Regions from separate parts of the Homo sapiens genome. Here region 2 is linked to region 1. Evidence: read pairs that join two places in POLR2A ChIA-PET (ENCODE). Cell type or tissue: PC-9. All regions are shown on one strand. Links, peaks and the distances in the headings refer to the core of each region. The heading gives the core; the rest is flanking DNA.

The links. ChIA-PET counts read pairs that join two places held together with the same protein. Peaks named below come from ENCODE experiments on the same cell type or tissue, not always from the same donor. Only the 100,000 strongest peaks of a DNase experiment are listed, where the experiment ranks them.
Region 2: POLR2A ChIA-PET joins it to region 1 with 28 read pairs; 5 of 35 experiments call an interaction of 5 or more read pairs at or near these places.

What each region holds. Positions count from the first base shown.
Region 1 is chr18:3,317,706-3,326,049 of GRCh38, reverse strand. No RefSeq gene overlaps it. Among named protein-coding and RNA genes, the nearest start is that of LINC01895, 29 kb to the left of the region's middle. In PC-9, for the core only: CTCF peaks have their summits at 2,757 and 2,974 (motif pointing right); a DNase peak (open chromatin) is centred at 4,439; H3K27ac peaks cover 1,758 bases.
Region 2 is chr18:3,417,213-3,425,556 of GRCh38, reverse strand. It overlaps a transcript of TGIF1 not described here and the pseudogene LOC124904374. Among named protein-coding and RNA genes, the nearest start is that of TGIF1, 29 kb to the left of the region's middle. In PC-9, for the core only: no CTCF peak of the experiment used is centred there; no DNase peak of the experiment used is centred there; H3K27ac peaks cover 983 bases.

The DNA of each region.
Region 1 (8,344 bases), core at 175-8,174:
TGATTACTTCTACTTTATTTTTCTTTTTCAAAATCATTTTTGTTATTCTAGTTTCTTTGCTTTTCTATGTAAATTTTAGAATGATCTTGTCTATACAAAAATCTTGCTGAGATTTTGATAAGAATTGTGTGAAACTTCAATTTGGGGAGAATTAACCATTTTTCTATGTTGAATATTCCAATCCATGAACACAGGATGTATCTTCATTTATTTAGATCTTTTCCAGTTTCTGTCATCAGCATTTTGTAGCATTTTGTGCATGAGTCCTATACATGTTTCAAATAAATAAATAAATGAAATGAAACATGAGTCCTGTACAGGTTTTGTTAGAGTACACTCACATATTTCATTTCATTCATTCATTTATTTGTTTATGTATGTATGTATGTATTTTTAGAGACAGGGTCTCGCTCTGTTGCCCAGGTTGGAGTGCAATGGCGCGACCATGGCTCACTGCAGCCTTGAACTCCTGGGCGCAAAGCGATCCTCTTGCCTAGCCTTTAAACTCTCTTAACATTTGTTTTTTTAATGAATAATTGGTACCTATTTGACATTATAGTCACAACATCTATTGACATATAAAGTATATGGGAATAAAAGTTATTTAGAGAAATATTACTTAAGAGAGAAAGCTTTCTGTTTTACTATTTTAAAATGTGTGTTAAACAAATGCTTTATAAGAAAGAACTCATCTTTTGTTGCAGGATTTTCTAGCTGGCTCAACCAGTTAAAAATAATTTACCTAAGCAGCATTATTTGAAAGGTAGAAATTTGGAATTTGGTCTTTAATGTCTACTTTATCCACTGAGATTCTTAGTCTGTAAAATGGTGTTGATGCCTACTACTTGGAAACACTAGATATTTCTAGAAGGTGTTTAATGTTTGTAAAAGATTAACATTATTATTACAGTTACGTGATTGAACACCTTCTTTAGTCTAGGCATTGTGCTAAGGCTTTTGCGTACATTACCTCTTTTAAGAATCACAGCAACCCTGCAAGGTACAGATAATAGCTGTTTTCTAGGTGAGGATCCTGAAGCCACAGGCCACAGCCATGTGGCGGCAATGACCTCCCTCCATTGTCTTTGCTTCCATGCCACCACACTGCCCAAGGGCTCTAACAATTCTTGTCCATTTTTTTTTAAATCATTCCTAAATCAATTTTAGGATATTGTTTTTACTTTGATTAGGTAGAACTGGAGCTTTTTCTATGGTGTTTGGCTGGACCAAAGTGGCTGTTGTCTAAGTGTTCTGTTTTGCTAGGCTGTTCCTCACCTGGTCCTTTGACTAGAGAGACGAGGACTTTGTTGTTACCAGGTTGGTGCAAAAGTAATTGTGGTTCTTGCCATCACTTTCAATGGCAAAAACGGCAATTATTTTTGCAACAGCCTAATATTTTTGCCTGTACTCGCCATCACTTCTGGGTTGTTGACTTCTTCAGCTCCAAGTATTAGCTATACATGGCAAAAAGCAAAGCCAAGCAACTCATTTTTTTGTTACTTGAGTCTCAAGGTTCTTAACAGATTTACTGTTTTCTTTCCACTTTTCAGAGTTTTCTTATGTGTGTTCACATATTATGTCCAGGGTTTAACGTTGTACCTAATGGGAGGAATAGAGAAAATTACATCCACTCTATATTTCCTGAAGCAAATTTTCCCTTCCATATTTTTAGCATGTATTGTAAATGTTCTCTAAATGTCTCGTTAGTAACATGAATTCTATTTTACACATCTAATAATACTAGTAGGTGTCCTAAGAGAGCCTTTCAAATGGACACCTATGACCTTGTGTAACTGGTGAAATAAATTAGGCAGGACCAACACAAATTTGAAAATAATTCTACCCTCCCCTGTTGGCCCCTGGCTGACCCTGTATTCTTCAGCCTGACTCATCACTTCCCTTTTGTTCGTTTCTAGTCTTCCTCTCCAGCCTCTCCATCTGTCGTTCTCTAACTTCTTCCTTTATTTTTCCTTTTCTCGGTTTCATTGTGATTGTTTTAAAAACCACGTCTATGGCAAATATACCCACAGGTACTTTTTAGAGGGCTTAATGACAGTGTTTATCAGCAGACTCTAGAAATGTGTTCATGACAGATCAATGCTTATTTTTGTGGTTCAAAAGAAAGTTGTAAAAATTTTTAGAAATTATTAGTATTTTCTTGCGGGAATAGTGAAAGTTAGTTGTGTGTGATCATTTTTTAAGCATCAAAGATTGGAAAGTCTGAAATTGTGTTTCAGGTGTGTTCCAACCTACTGACTTTGAATTCATCACTTATTGTTACTGAGGGTCATTTTTCCTTTCTGTAAATATGCACATTTTCACCAACTATTCCCAGGGAAATCTAGGAAGTCAGATGCAAATAGAATATGGTTGATATTCAACAATATTCAGCCTGAAGCAATATCAAGGTAGGGTATGTACTCTGCCCTTCTTGAAGGACTAGCAGTAGCTGTTAGGGTGAATCCTACTGGATCAGTGAGGAAAATCTACAATGAGCTAACCTGAGAAAACTGTGCATGCTTTGTAAAGTATAATCTATTCTTCTGAGTCGTTCTAGGAGCTGCCATATCACAGGACACAATGCAGCCATTGACGTGTGTGTTCTGCTCTCAACTCTATCAGTTAAATTACAGAAGGGCTGGACACGGTGGCTCACACCTGTAATCCCAGCACTTTGGGAGGCTGAGGCGGGCGGATCACGAGGTCACGAGTTTGAGACCAGCCTGACCAACATGGTGAAACCCCTTCTCTACTAAAAATATAAAAATTAGCTGGACGTGGTGGTGCACGCCTGTAATCCCAGCTACTCAGGAGGCTGAGGCAGGAGAATCGCTTGAACCCAGGAGGCGGAGGTTGCAGTGAGCTGAGATTGCGCCATTGCACTCCAGCCTGGGCAAGAAGAGCAAGACTCCGTCTCAAAAAAAAAAAAAAAAAAAAAAATTACAGAAGATGTGCCCACTAGGGGGCACATTTTCTGAAACAAAATAAGGTACTAAAACACAATGCAAATGTCAGGTGAGTCTTGATATTCTTTAGTTGCACAACCAAATCTAGTTAATTGTTAAACTTCCAACGTTATCATATACTAAATTGACAGCTGACAAATGCAAAACAAACCAGTTAAAAATGAAAGAGCCTCTTTGGTAGGCCAAATACAAGAAATAATCAATCTTACATCATTCAATTCTGATCTTAAAATCTGTCACTTGCCACATTTTTATTTATAAGCTACAAAAAATGTTAAAAAATGGATAATGCTCAGTGTTGGAAAGGAGGGACAGAGAAGAGGCGCCCTGCTACATGGTCAGTGGCAGGATAAATTGGCAAACATTTTGGAAGGGTAATTTTACAGTCTTCCAAAATTTAAAACACACATCATTTGACCCAGTAATTCTACTACTGGGAATTTACCTTATGGGATACATTTGCAAAAGTATTAATTAAATGCATACAGAGATGTTCATTAGAACTTTAATTGTAATGAAAAAATTCTGGGCCGGGCACCATGCTCAAGCCTGTAATCCTAGCACTTGGGGAGGTCAAGGTGGGCGGATCACTTGAGGTCAGGAGTTCAAAACCAGCCTGGCCAACATGGTGAAACCCCATCTCTACTAAAAATACAAAAAAAATTAGCCGGATGTGGTGGTGGGCGCCTGTAGTCCCAGCTACTCAGGAGGCTGAGGCAGGAGAATCACTTGAACCTGGGAGGCAGAGGTTGTAGTGAGCCGAGATGGAGCCACCGCACTCCAGCCTGGATGACAGAGCGAGACTCCATCTCAAAAAATAAAAAAAACAGAAAAAATTCTGGAAATAATCAAAACATCCATTAGTAGGAGACTGATTAAATAAATTGTGGCATACAATGAAATAATGTGTTGCTGTTAAAAAGAATGAAATAAATTTACACATTTCACATAAAGACTTCTAAGATATATTATGAAGTGAGAAAAACAGCAAAATTTAGTCAGTATTTAATATATCATTTGCATAAATGTTTTCAAGACTATACACATATATGCTGATATTTGTATAAACAATTCTTGAAGGATAAATAATTACAGACTCTAATTATATTTAAAGAAAAGGGCTGGAAGTTGATGGAGAGGAAGACTTCATTTTATATCATTTTATACTGTTTGGATTTTTTTTTTTTTTTTTTTTGCCATCTATGTATCTTATGTTTTAAAACATCGCCTCTCCCATGGGGAGAGATAACTGCCCAATACATCCATTCAAACAGTTTATAAAACTCAAAATTCTATAGCCTCATAATTCTAGACTTGAGATCTTCTTGTCTCATAAATAAGAAAATTGAGGTTGAGAGCATTCAGATGATTGAGACTTGAAAGTGATTCAGCAAGCTGGTAACAAGCCAAGATGAGGCCAGGTCCTCATCTGACATGGCCCCAGGCCAAGTGACTGACTATTGCACTCCACTATCTTGATTGTGTGGTGTCTGGGAAATTTCTCCAAGTGTGCCTCAAATTTCAATTCATTTAGATCCCAGTATTAGAGAATCATTTCCTGAAAAATGTCATACATTATATGTATTAAGCAATGGCCTCAAAGTTAGTCATTGTTTTTCACTGAATAATTTTGAAGTGGCTTAAATGCATGGGAACTAACAATCCCCTTCAAACTGAGGTTACTGCTGGTGGCCAGACACCCCTCAGATTCATGGGTGATTCAATGCACCTGCAAAGTGCAGTGTAGCATTTCGGTCCACAGTTGTGTTCACGGAACACACGTGTGAGCTGTCAGGCAGCTCAGGGCATTGCATGAAGGTAACTAGAAACACAATTTCCACCTCTTTTTAAACTAGTGTAGTTCAAACCTTCCCTCATTTTTAAGTTCTTTTTTATTGAGGTGTAACTTACATTCAGTAATGTGCCAAGTCCTATGTGTTCAGGTCAATAAATTTTTACAAACACACACACATGTGCACAACCCCCTATAGCCACCACCCAGATCAAACACCCAGGGGGCTTCCTCAGGCCACCTCTTATCAATTTCCCACAAAGGTAACCATTATTCTGGCCTTTAACACCAAAAGTTCATTTTCAAGCCTTCACTATTAAAAAACAACATCAACAACAAAAAACAAGCAACTAATGGCATGGGATCGTAGGCTGGATAAGGAAGGGCAGCCAAGAGTGTTTTAATCAATTTTATTTAAAAAAAAAAAAAGCAAAACTCTGTTACTATCTTTTAACTTATCGTCCTTGCTCACTGTGTTCTTTTAAAATATAACTGTGTGAAAGATCTTAGATTTAATACATCTCTTTTAAAGGAGAATTTTTCTAGACTTCTCTTTTTATGGTTTATTTGTGCCTGAACTTTTGGCATGCTCTAGAGATCAGAGAAAGCCTAACGACGCGGAAGGAGGAACATAATTTCAGAAGGACATTGATTTTCTTTTTTAGTCTTAAGTTCAATTTTCATACCTGTTCTATTTCTCACTGCTTTGACTCTGGACCAACACTTAGCTCTAAATATTCACCAACGTGTGTGCATACTATTGCAGAATATACATATTGAAATATTATTGTTTATTATTTAATGCTTTAGAATAACTGCAGGAAGATTGCATAGTTTCAGCATAGAGATTTCAGGGAGGAAGCAGGTTCTGAAATGGATTTTGTTTAAAGTGTGGGGGTAATTACTCTGGAGTCCCAAAGCAGCAACTTAAAGGATGCTGAAATTGGACCTGAGTGCAAAGGGAGTGTCTGGTATGGAACATCAGTGTACTGGGGGTGGGGGTAGTTCCTGATTGGGTGCAACCCAACCCAGAGTTCAGCATCTGGCCATCAGCTGACCTAATGTGACCCTTCCTACCAAGAGTAGATGCCCTCTGCTTACATCTGTTGGGACTGAGAACACTCCAACACCCTTTCAGCTGTGCTGAAGGAAGCTAACAACTTTCAAGAGGCTGGAGGTGGCAGTGGCAAACCCAGCTCTGTCCCCTACAGACAGTAGCCCTGTACCCTACAGACAGTAACCCTGTCCCCAGACACTTAAAGTCAGAGAGCTAAGACTTCAATAGAAAAGCTTACAAAACAACTGGATGCAATCTTCATGCAGCATCATAGTGAACAGTAAAGATCAGATTCATGGCTGATCCGGTATAAAACTGTAAAAGCACTCTTCTCTATACGTTCAAAACGTGGAAGCAAAACTGATCATTGATATTTATTTAAAACCTTGATTGTCCCGCCATGCCACATACTTTTCCTTTAGACTACTCTCTACAAGTATTTTCTGACGCTATTTAACAACAAATACAAACATACTGAGAGTGGTGAAAGAAAATAGGAGTGCTCTTAATTAGAGGTAAAACCACAAGCTGACACAAAATGATATTTTGCTCTAGAAATGAGAATTAAGAGGTGGGAGACTGATGCTGCTGTCTTTTCAGATGGAGCCCCGGGGGGGCCGTGGCTGGCCTGGAGCTGGGGTGGCAGAGTCTCTCTCCTGGTTTTGCTCTCACAGAGCGTGACATCTCCCTGGAGCAAGGTGGGACCACTGCTGAGCTCACATCAGTCACTGTACTTCCTAGGAAGTTTTCTGATACAACGTCATTTCCTGTAAGTTGGGATTTTTGCACACAGGACAAAACAAAGATGACAGCTCATCTCTCTTGACCCTGGTAGGTATTTAAGTGAAAACCGGAATCAATGATACATTGCCCTGGGATTTATATTTTTCTGGAAAAAGAAAAGAACAATCTCTGCCTACATCTGCATACCCAAAAGATGGATATAAAATGAAAGCCTCCCCTACTCCAAAAGGGAAGCAAAAGAGTGTTAATGAAAATCAAATGACCAAGGTCATTGACCATGTTATAGTACATCTGAGTGATGCAGAGGGGTAGTAGAGGTGATAGGAAACAGACACACACAAAGGGGAAGCTGCAATTTTGTCTTCCTTTCAGGAATGCGGGCAAGAAAGTGAGTAAGCAATATATGACAGTTCTCCGGACCTGTTAGGTTAGTATTATAATCTGGGAGTAGGGGGGAATGTCTACAATGTAAGTGTCTCATTAAAACAAAGAGGAGGGGGCCGGGCATGGTGGCTCATGCCTGTAATCCCAGCACTTTGGGAGGCCGAGGCAGGAGGATCACTTGAGGCCAGGAATTCAAGACCACCCTAGGTAACATAGTGAGACCCCATCTCTACAAAAATTTAAAAAAAACTTAGTCTGGTGTGATGGTGTGTGCCTGTAGTCCTAGTGGGAGAATCAACTGAGTGAGCCCAGGAGTTCAAGGTTATAGTGAGCTACGACTGTGCCAATGCACTCCAGCCTAGGCAACAGAGCAAAACCCAGTCTCTAAGAATAAAAAGTAAATAAATTAAAACAAAGAGGAGGGGAAAGGAAGGATATTTCCATGTGAAATAAAAGAGTATAATTTTGAAAGATATAGTTGCACTTCTTGGCTGGGCACGGTGGCTCACGCCTGTAATCCCAGCACTTTGGGAGGCCAAGGGGGGTGGATCACCTGAGGTCAGGAGTTCAAGACAAGCCTGGCCAACATGGGGAAACCCCGTCTCTACTAAAAATAATAAAATTAGCCAGGTGTGGTGGCGGATGCCTATAATCCCAGCTACTTGGGAGGCTGAGGCAGGAGAATTGCTTAAACCAGGGAGGCAGAGGTTGCAGTGAGCCAAGATGGCACCACTGCACTCCAGCCTGGGCCACAGAGTGAGACTCAGTCTCAAAAAAAAAAAAAAAAAAGAGAGAGAGAGAAATATTTGCACTTCTTTATGGTATTAAGCTGTGCTTAAGCAAGGATATTATTGGTAAGCACTTGATAAATGTCAGCTATAATTACTGGCATATCTCATTTTACTGTACCTTGCTTTATTGTGTTTCACAGGTATTGCACTTTTTACAAATTGAAGGTTTGTGGCAACCCTGCATTGAGCAAGTCTATCTGTTCCATTTTTCCAACAGCGTGTATTCACTTCCTGTCTCTGTGTTACATTTTGGTAATTCTTGTAATATTTCAAATTTTTCATAATGATATGTATTATGACGATCTTTGATGTTACTATTGCAATTTTTTTGGGGTGCCACAAACCACACCCATATAATATGGCAAACGAAATCCATCAATATTGTGTGTTCTGACTTCTCCACCAAATGTGTTACCGAGTGGCCATTCCCTCATCTCTCTCCCTCTCCTCGGGCCTCCCTGTTCCCTGAGGCACAACAATTTTGAAATTAGGCCAATAAATACGCCTACAATGGCCTCTAAGAGTTCAAATGAAAGGAAAAGCACACATCTCTCTCTTTAAATCAAAAGCAAGAAACGATTAAGCTTACTGAGGAAGGCATGTCAAAAAC
Region 2 (8,344 bases), core at 177-8,176, 100 kb before region 1:
AATGCAAAAGCCTGAAAAGACGTCCCAAAAGGCCAATCTTAAACTCTACAATAGTGATGTTATTTACAGGATTAATTGGGGAAGTTGCAAATCTTATGACTTTCGGAATAATGGCTGGTAATTATTTAACTACACCCACATCTTAGTAGAATTCAGGCCCCTCTCATCCTCCTAACTTCATGATGTTCATCAGTTTTACAAGGGTAGTTTAGTTTTTGGAAAGGGCTATCATCACGTAAACTATAAACTAAATTTCTCCCGTGGTTAGCTTGGCCTATGCCCAGGTATGAGCAAGGACAGCCAGTCTGTGAGGATAGAAGCAAGATGGAGTTAGCCATGTCACATTTCTCTTGCTGTCATAATTTTGCAAAGGCAGTTTCATCCTCTAGAATTCAGTTCAATTCTGACACTATCTACCTGAAGGTAGCATCAAACCTCACGGGTTGAGAGTTCAGTCCCACAAGACTGCCCCACTTTAGACATCATAAGTAGTAGGTTGTCACCAATACTTCTGACCAACTGGCTATACATCAGGGTTCCCATGGCCCTTCCACAGGTTTGATTAATTTGCTAGAGCAGCTCACAGACCTTTGGGAAACACTTACTTATGTTTACCTGTTTATTATAAAGGATATTAGAAAGGATACAGATGAACAGCCAGATGGAAGAGATGCATAGGGCAAGGTATGGGGAAGGGGTGCAGAGCTTCTGTGCCCGCTCCAGGCATATCACCCTCCCAGCACCTCCAAGGGTTAAGCAACTCAGAAGCTCTCCAACTTCTATCCTTTGGGGGTTTTATGGAGGGGTCATTAAGTAGGCATGATTGATTACATCATTGGCCATTGGTGAATAACTCAAACTTCAGCTACTCTCTCCTCCCCGAGGCTGGGGGTGGGGCTGAAAGTTCCTACCCTCTAATCCAGTGGCAACCACTATCCTGGGGCTATCCAGTAGCCCCTACCCACCCACCCAAAGGTCAATTCATTAGCACACAAGGAGATTCCAAGGATTTTAGAAGTTGCTTGCCAGGAAATGGGTAGAAGACCAAGTAGTATTTCACAATATCACAGGAGAGAAATCTGGTTTGCAGAAGCTGATATGAGAATGACCTCAGTTACTGATGGCTTCTCTATTTCCTGTTTCAGATCCTGCAAGGTGTGGCTGAACTTCCCACCCATGGATTACAGTAAAAACTTGACTGCATGTGATCCTTTGTAGTTAATAACATGATGATTGTGTTTTCACACTCTCGTGTGAGATATGCCTCCCTCAAATCTTGGCACATTACCCATCTGACATTAAAAAAAAACAACAAAAAAAACTTACTTTGCTGATATTATTACTGATGATTACTTATAATAAAATAATCATAATTAGAGAAATAGCTACAATACAATGAGATATGTACTTGATCATAAACCTACATTAATTAGGTCGCAGCTTGAGTTGCTCTCACATAGACCCAAATAAACATGAAAGAATTTGACTTGTCTCTGTGTCACAGTGTGAACATAAGCACTCCAGGGCTGCGGAAGCGCCACAATGTTGGTGACGCAGACCCCTTCTGTATTGTCACTCCATCGTGGCTGCCCTCTTTAGTTTAAGATAGCTGCTTTAATTCTCTCTACCTCTCAACATTTAGGCCACTGGAAAGAGAGGAAGAAACGAGGGCAGGTGTGCCTTTTTTTGTTTTGTTGTTTTTGAGACAGAGCACTGCTCTGTCACCCAGGCTGGAGTGCAGTGGTGTGATCATAGCTCACTGCAGCCTTGACCTCCTGGGCTCCAGTGATCCTCCTGCCTTAGTCTCCCGAGTAGCTGGGATTGCAAGTGTGCACCACCACACCCGGCTAATTTTTAAAACTCTTTTTTTTTTGAGATGGGAGTCTCGCTCTGTTGTGCAGGCTGGAGGGCAGTGGCGCGATCTCTGCTCACTGCAAGCTCCGCCTCCTGGGTTCACGACATTCTCCTGCCTCAGTAGCTCCTGAGTAGCTGGGATCACAGGCGCCCGACACCAAGCCCGGCTAATTTTTTGTATTTTTTTAGTAGAGACGGGGTTTCGCCGTGTTAGCCAGGAAGGTCTCGATGTCCTGACCTCGTGATCTGCCCGCCCTGGCCTCCCAAAGTGCTGGGATTACAAGCGTGAGCCACTGCGCTCAGCCTTAAAACTTTTTTTTGTAGAGACGGGGTCTCACTATGTTGCCCAGGCTGGTTGAGAACTCTGGGCTCAAGGGACCCTCCTGCCACAGCTTCCCAAAGTGTTGGGATTAGAGGCCTGAGCCACCACGCCCAGCCATGCCTATTTTTTCAATAGTACAATATGTGATATACTGTCATGCATCAACGACGGGGAGACATTCTGAGAAATGTGTCTTCAGGTGTTAGGCGTGTACTCAGACAAACTTAGAGCCGACTACATGCATTAGGCTTATGGTATGGCCTATTGCTTCTATGCTACTAGGAGTGATGTAACCATATGAGTACTGCAGGTGATTGCAACACAATGGTAAGTATTGATCTATCTAAACCTAGAACATGTATAGTAAAAATATGGCATAAAAGACAAAAAAAGCCTGGGCGCGGTGGCTCACGCCTACAATCCCAGCGCTTTGGGAGGCCGAGGCAGGTGGATCATGAGGTCAGGAGATAGAGACCATCCTGGATAACACGGTGAAACCCCGTCTCTACTAAAATACAAAAAATTAGCTGGGCGTGGTGGCGGGTGCCTGTAGTCCCAGCTACTCAGGAGGCTGAGGCAGGAGAATGGTGTGAACCCAGGAGGTGGAGCTTGCAGTGAGCGGAGATCACGCCACTGCACTCCAGACTGGGCGACAGAGCCAGACTCTGTCTCAAAAAAAAAAAAAAAAAAAAAAAAAAAAAAAAAAAGGCCACCTATATAGGGCACTTAACATTAATGGAGCCTGCAGGACTGAATGTTGCTTTCAGTGAGTCGGTGAGTGAGTGGTGAGTGAATGGGAAGGCCTACAAAATATTACTGTACACTATTGTAGACTTTATAAATGATATACACTTTGGCTACATTTTATTTTTTAAAATTTCTTTCTTCAATAATAAATTAACTTTACCTTACTATAACTTTTTTATTTTATAAAGTTTTAAATTTTTAAAAACTTTTTGACTTTGTCACAACACTAAGCCTAAAAACAAGCACACTGTACAGCTCTATGAAAATGTATTCGTTCTTCATGTCCATATTCTATAAGCTTTTTCTATCAAATTTTTTTTTTTTTTTTTTTTTTTTTACTTTTTAAACTTTTTGTTAAAAACTGAAACACAAACACACACATTAGCCTAGGCCTACACAGGGTCAGGATCATCAACATCACTGTCTTTTTTTTTTTTTTTTTTACGGTGTCTCACTCTGTCGCCCAGGCTGGAGTGCAGTGGCGCCATCTCTGCTCACTGCAATCTCCGCCTCCCAGGTTCAAGCGATTCTCCTGCCTCAGCCTCCTGAGTAGCTAGGATTACAGGTGACCACCTCCACGCCCAATTAATTTTTGTATTTTTAGTAGAGACGGGGTTTCACCATGTTGGCCAGGCTAGTCTCGAACTCCTGACCTCAAGTGATCTGCTCACCTCAGCCTCGCAAAGTGCTGGGATTACAGGCGTGAGCCACTGTGCCCGGCCAATATCCCTGTCTTTCACCTGTATATCTTTCCCACTGAGAGGTCTTTGGGGCAATAACACTTATGGAGTGTTCAGCTTCCATGGTAACAATGCCGTCTTTTGCAATACCTCCTGAAGGACCTGCCTGAGGTTGCTTTACAGTTAATTTTTTTATTAAACAGAAAGAGTACACTCTAAAATAACAATTAAAAATATAGTATAGATGGGCGCGGTGGCTCACGCCTGTAATCCCAACACTTTAGGCGGCCGAGATGGGTGGATCACCTGAGGTCGGGAGTTCGAGATCAGCCTGGCCAGTATGGAGAAACCCTGTCTCTACTAAAAATACAAAATTAGCTGGGTTTGGTGGTGCATGCCTGTAATCCCAGCTACTCAGGAGGCTGAGGCAGGAGAATCACCTGAACCTGGGAGGTGGAAGTTGCGGTGAGCCAAGATCAAGCCATTGCACTCCAGCTTGGGGCAACAAGATGCAAACTCCATCTCAAATATGTGTGTATATATATATTTTATATACTATATATATATAAATGTATATATATAGTATAGTAAGACGCAAACTCCATCTCAAATATATATATATTTTATATACTATATATAAATGTATATATATAGTATAGTAAGACGCAAACTCCATCTCAAATATATATATATTTTATATACTATATATAAATGTATATATATAGTATAGTAAACTCATAAACAGGTAACTTGGTCATTTATTATCAAGTGCTAGTACCATCAAATACAGTAGATTTGTTTACACCAGCATCAGCATCACCACAAACATGTGAATAATGTGTTGCACCACAAAGTTAGGACAGCTTTGACGTCACAAGGCAACAGGAATTTTTCAGCTCCCTTATAATCTTATGGGACCACCATCATATACGTAGTCTGTCTTTGACCAAAATGTTATGAGGTACATGACTGTATATAATTTCTCCTCACATCCCATTGATTAGAACCAAGTCACACTGTCAAACTCCTCCTGTGAGGAAATGTATTCCATTCTAGTCTGCTTTCTAACTGGCTAATTCTTGCTTTGGTTCATCAGTCTTACAGAACTTGGCTAAAAGCAGCAAAAAGCAGTCAAAATACATAAATATTGATATTTCTTAAACACCCCTCCTAGAACTAAGGGCTAAGGGCCTGACATGTGAACTGTCTTCCAAGATATTGCAGGAGATAATTTGTCTGAAATTAACATAGCTACCATAGCTTTCTTTTGATTAGTGTTAGTGTGGCATCTCTGTATTCATCCTTTTACTTTTCACCTGTGCCTGCATATTTAAAGTGAGTTTCTTGTAAACAACGTATAGTTGGGTGATGTTATTTTATCCACTCTGATAGTCTCTGTCTTTTAATTAATGTATTTAGATCATTCACATTTAAAGTGATCATTGATATAGTTGGATTAACATGTACCTTAATTGTAGTTTATTTTATTTCATTGCTCTTATTCTTTGTTTCCTTTTTGTTTTCCACTCTTTTTCTTTCTTGTTTGGTTTTATTAATATTATTTTTTTTTTGAGAGGGAGTCTCACTCTGTTGCCCAGGCTGGAGTGCAGTGGCGCGATCTTGGCTCACTGCAAACTCCACCTCCTGGATTCAAGTGATTCTTCTGCCTCAGCCTCCTCTGAGTAGCTGGGATGACAGGCACCCACCATCAAGCATGACTAATTTTTGTATGTTTAGTAGAGATAGGGTTTCATCATGTTGGCCAGGATGGTCTCAAACTCTGCCTGACCTCAAGTGATCCACCCACCTTGTCCTCCCAAAGTGCTTTAATTATAGGCTTGAGCCACCATGCCTGGCCACTTGTTTGATTTTAATTGAGCATTTACATGATTACAAACCCGTGTTTAAATCAGGTTATTTTCCTTTTTTCTTTTTCCTTTTTTTTTTTGAGACGGAGTCTTGCCCCGTTACCCAGGTTGGAGTGCAATGGCACGATCTCAGTTCAGTGCAACCTCTGCCTCCCGGGTTCAAGTGATTCTCCTGCCTCAGCCTCCTGAGTAGCTGGGATTACAGGCAGGCACCACCATGCCCAGCTAATTTTTGTATTTTTAGTAGAGGAGGGGTTTTGCTATGTTGGCCAGGCTGGTCTTGAACACCTGACCTCAGGTGATCCACTCGCCTTGGCCTCCCACAGTGCTGGGATTACAGGCGTGAGCCACCGTGCCCAGCCTGCTTTTTTCTTGTTGAGTTGGAGACTAATTTTTATATGGAGCATATAGAATCAGATACACACCAAGGGTAGTCCAGTGATGGAAATTAGAAGTCATTATGTGGATTATTAGTTTTGTACATTTTATCTATCAATAAAGAAGATCAACAAAAAGAAGATCAACATAAAAAAGACTGCTTCAAAAGAAAGGATAGAAAAAACCAACTAACCAACCAACTAACCAACAAACACACAAAAATAAAAAGCATTCTCCTGACCTAATACAAGCGTGGTGTCTTCTATATGTGGTGTATGGTTTGCAGTTCTGGTTGCTGAAGGTCAAGGAAAAGATAATTATTCTCAATAAGGTCCAGAAATCTGTCGAATGGGGGACCAACTAAAGCAGGGGTCATAATCTGGTTGCCATTTTCATCTATATTTCCCTACAGAAAGTTAAGTTTTTATGTGGAATGAATTTTGTCATTTAATCTAACTTTGTTTTTTCCAAATGGTTTTCCAATTCTCTCAACATTATTGAGTTTATTTTCCTCCATCTTAACTTATATGCTTTAATCTTATATGAATTCCAGTGTATTTATGGTTGTCCTAATCTTTTTATTTATTCCTGTGCCAGAATCACAGTATTATAACTATTGTACATTTTTATTTATTTTTAAATTTTTTTTGAGATGGAGTTTTGCTCTTGTCACCCAAGCTGGAGTGTAATGGCACGATCTCGGCTCAATGCAACCTTGGCCTCCCAGGTTCAAGAGATTCTCCTGCCTCAGCCTCCTGAGTAGATGGGATTACAGGCACCTGCCATCACGCCCATCTAATTGTTGTATTTTTAGTAGAGATGGTTTTTCACCATGTTGGCCAGGCTGGTCTCAAACTCCTGACCTCAGGTGATCCGCCCACCTTGGCGTCCCAAAGTACTGGGATTACAGGCGTGAGCCACCACGCCCAGCCTAGATTTTTAATATCTAAATAAGAGTCCAATGAGTCCATCTCTCACTATTCCTACTCATCTTTAGTAATAATCCTTTCCCCCTAAATTTTAGCTGAATACACACACACACACACAGTTGGCCCTGGGTTTCCATGGGTTCTGTATGTGCAGATTCAACCAACTGTGGATAGAAAATGTAGTTAGGCCTACTATAGTTGCATCTGTACTGAATAATACAGTATAACAACTATTTATATAGCATTCACATTGTATTAGATATTATAAGTAATCTAAAGATGATTACAAGTATGCAGGTGGGTATGCACAGGTTATATGCAAATACTATGCCATTTTATATAATGAACTTGAGCATTTGCACATTTTAATTTCTGAGGTAGCATCCTGGAACCAATCCCCCATGGATACCAAGGGACAACTGTACATGGCTGACAGCTGGAGACTATAGATCGCAGCCTGCCTTCTTGACTGATGTGGTCACATGACTAGGTTCAAGCCAATGGTGAGTGAAAATGAAGTGTGCAACTTCCAGGTCATCCCCCTTAAAGAAATATCTACTTACCTTGGACTTTCCCTTGGGCTGGAATGTGGAAGTGGAGGTTAGCCAGCTTCTACCACGTGGAAAAGACACCAACCTAGATAACAGCAGCACAAAATCAGGACCCCTGAGTAACTTTGTGGAGTACAGCTTCATTGTAACACTGGGCCCTTCACCGATAGACAATTTGGGGAGAGGAAAAAAAAAAACCAACTTCGATCATATGTAAGCCCTATATTTTTTGTATCTCTGCTTTTAGCTTAACTAACAAAAAGCTGTTAAGAATAACTCCCCACTTTTTTTTGTAGAGATGGGGTCTTGCTATGTTGCCCAGGCTGGTCTTGAACTCCTGGGCTCAAGGGATCTTCCTACCTTGGTCTCCCAAAGTGCTAGGGTTACAGGCATGAGCCACTGCACCCGGCCAGAATAACCGTTTTACTATTCCAAAAGTGATATATGTCAATTGTAGAAAATTCAGAAAACAGTGAACAGAAAGAAGAAATATAACATATTTCTTAATAATTCCATTTTTAAGAAATGAATATTTGGAAATATCTATTTTTGTTTTGTGTGATCTCAATGATAGATATATACACGAATAGGTAGCTAAATTTACAATAACAGTTATATAGACAAAAATAGATATAGTTATATAAATACAAATGGGATTATACTTTACATGTTGAGTTGTGATATACTTTTTTAATCTAACAGTGTATCATGAACGTTTCCATGTAATGAAATATTTCTCTGGATGTAGTAGAATTTATTTAACAAACAGGGTAGGCACGGTGGCTCATGCCTGTAATCCCAGCACTTTGGGAGGCTGAGGCAGGTGGATGACCTGAGGTCAGGAGTTTGAGATCAGCCTGCCCAACATGGTGAAACCCCATCTCTACTAAAAATACAAAAATTAGCCGGACGCGGTGGCTCATGCCTGTAGTCCCAGCTACTCGGGAGGCTGAGGCTGGAGAATAGCTTGAACCTGGGAAGTGGAGGTTGCAGTGAGCTAAGATTGCACCACTGC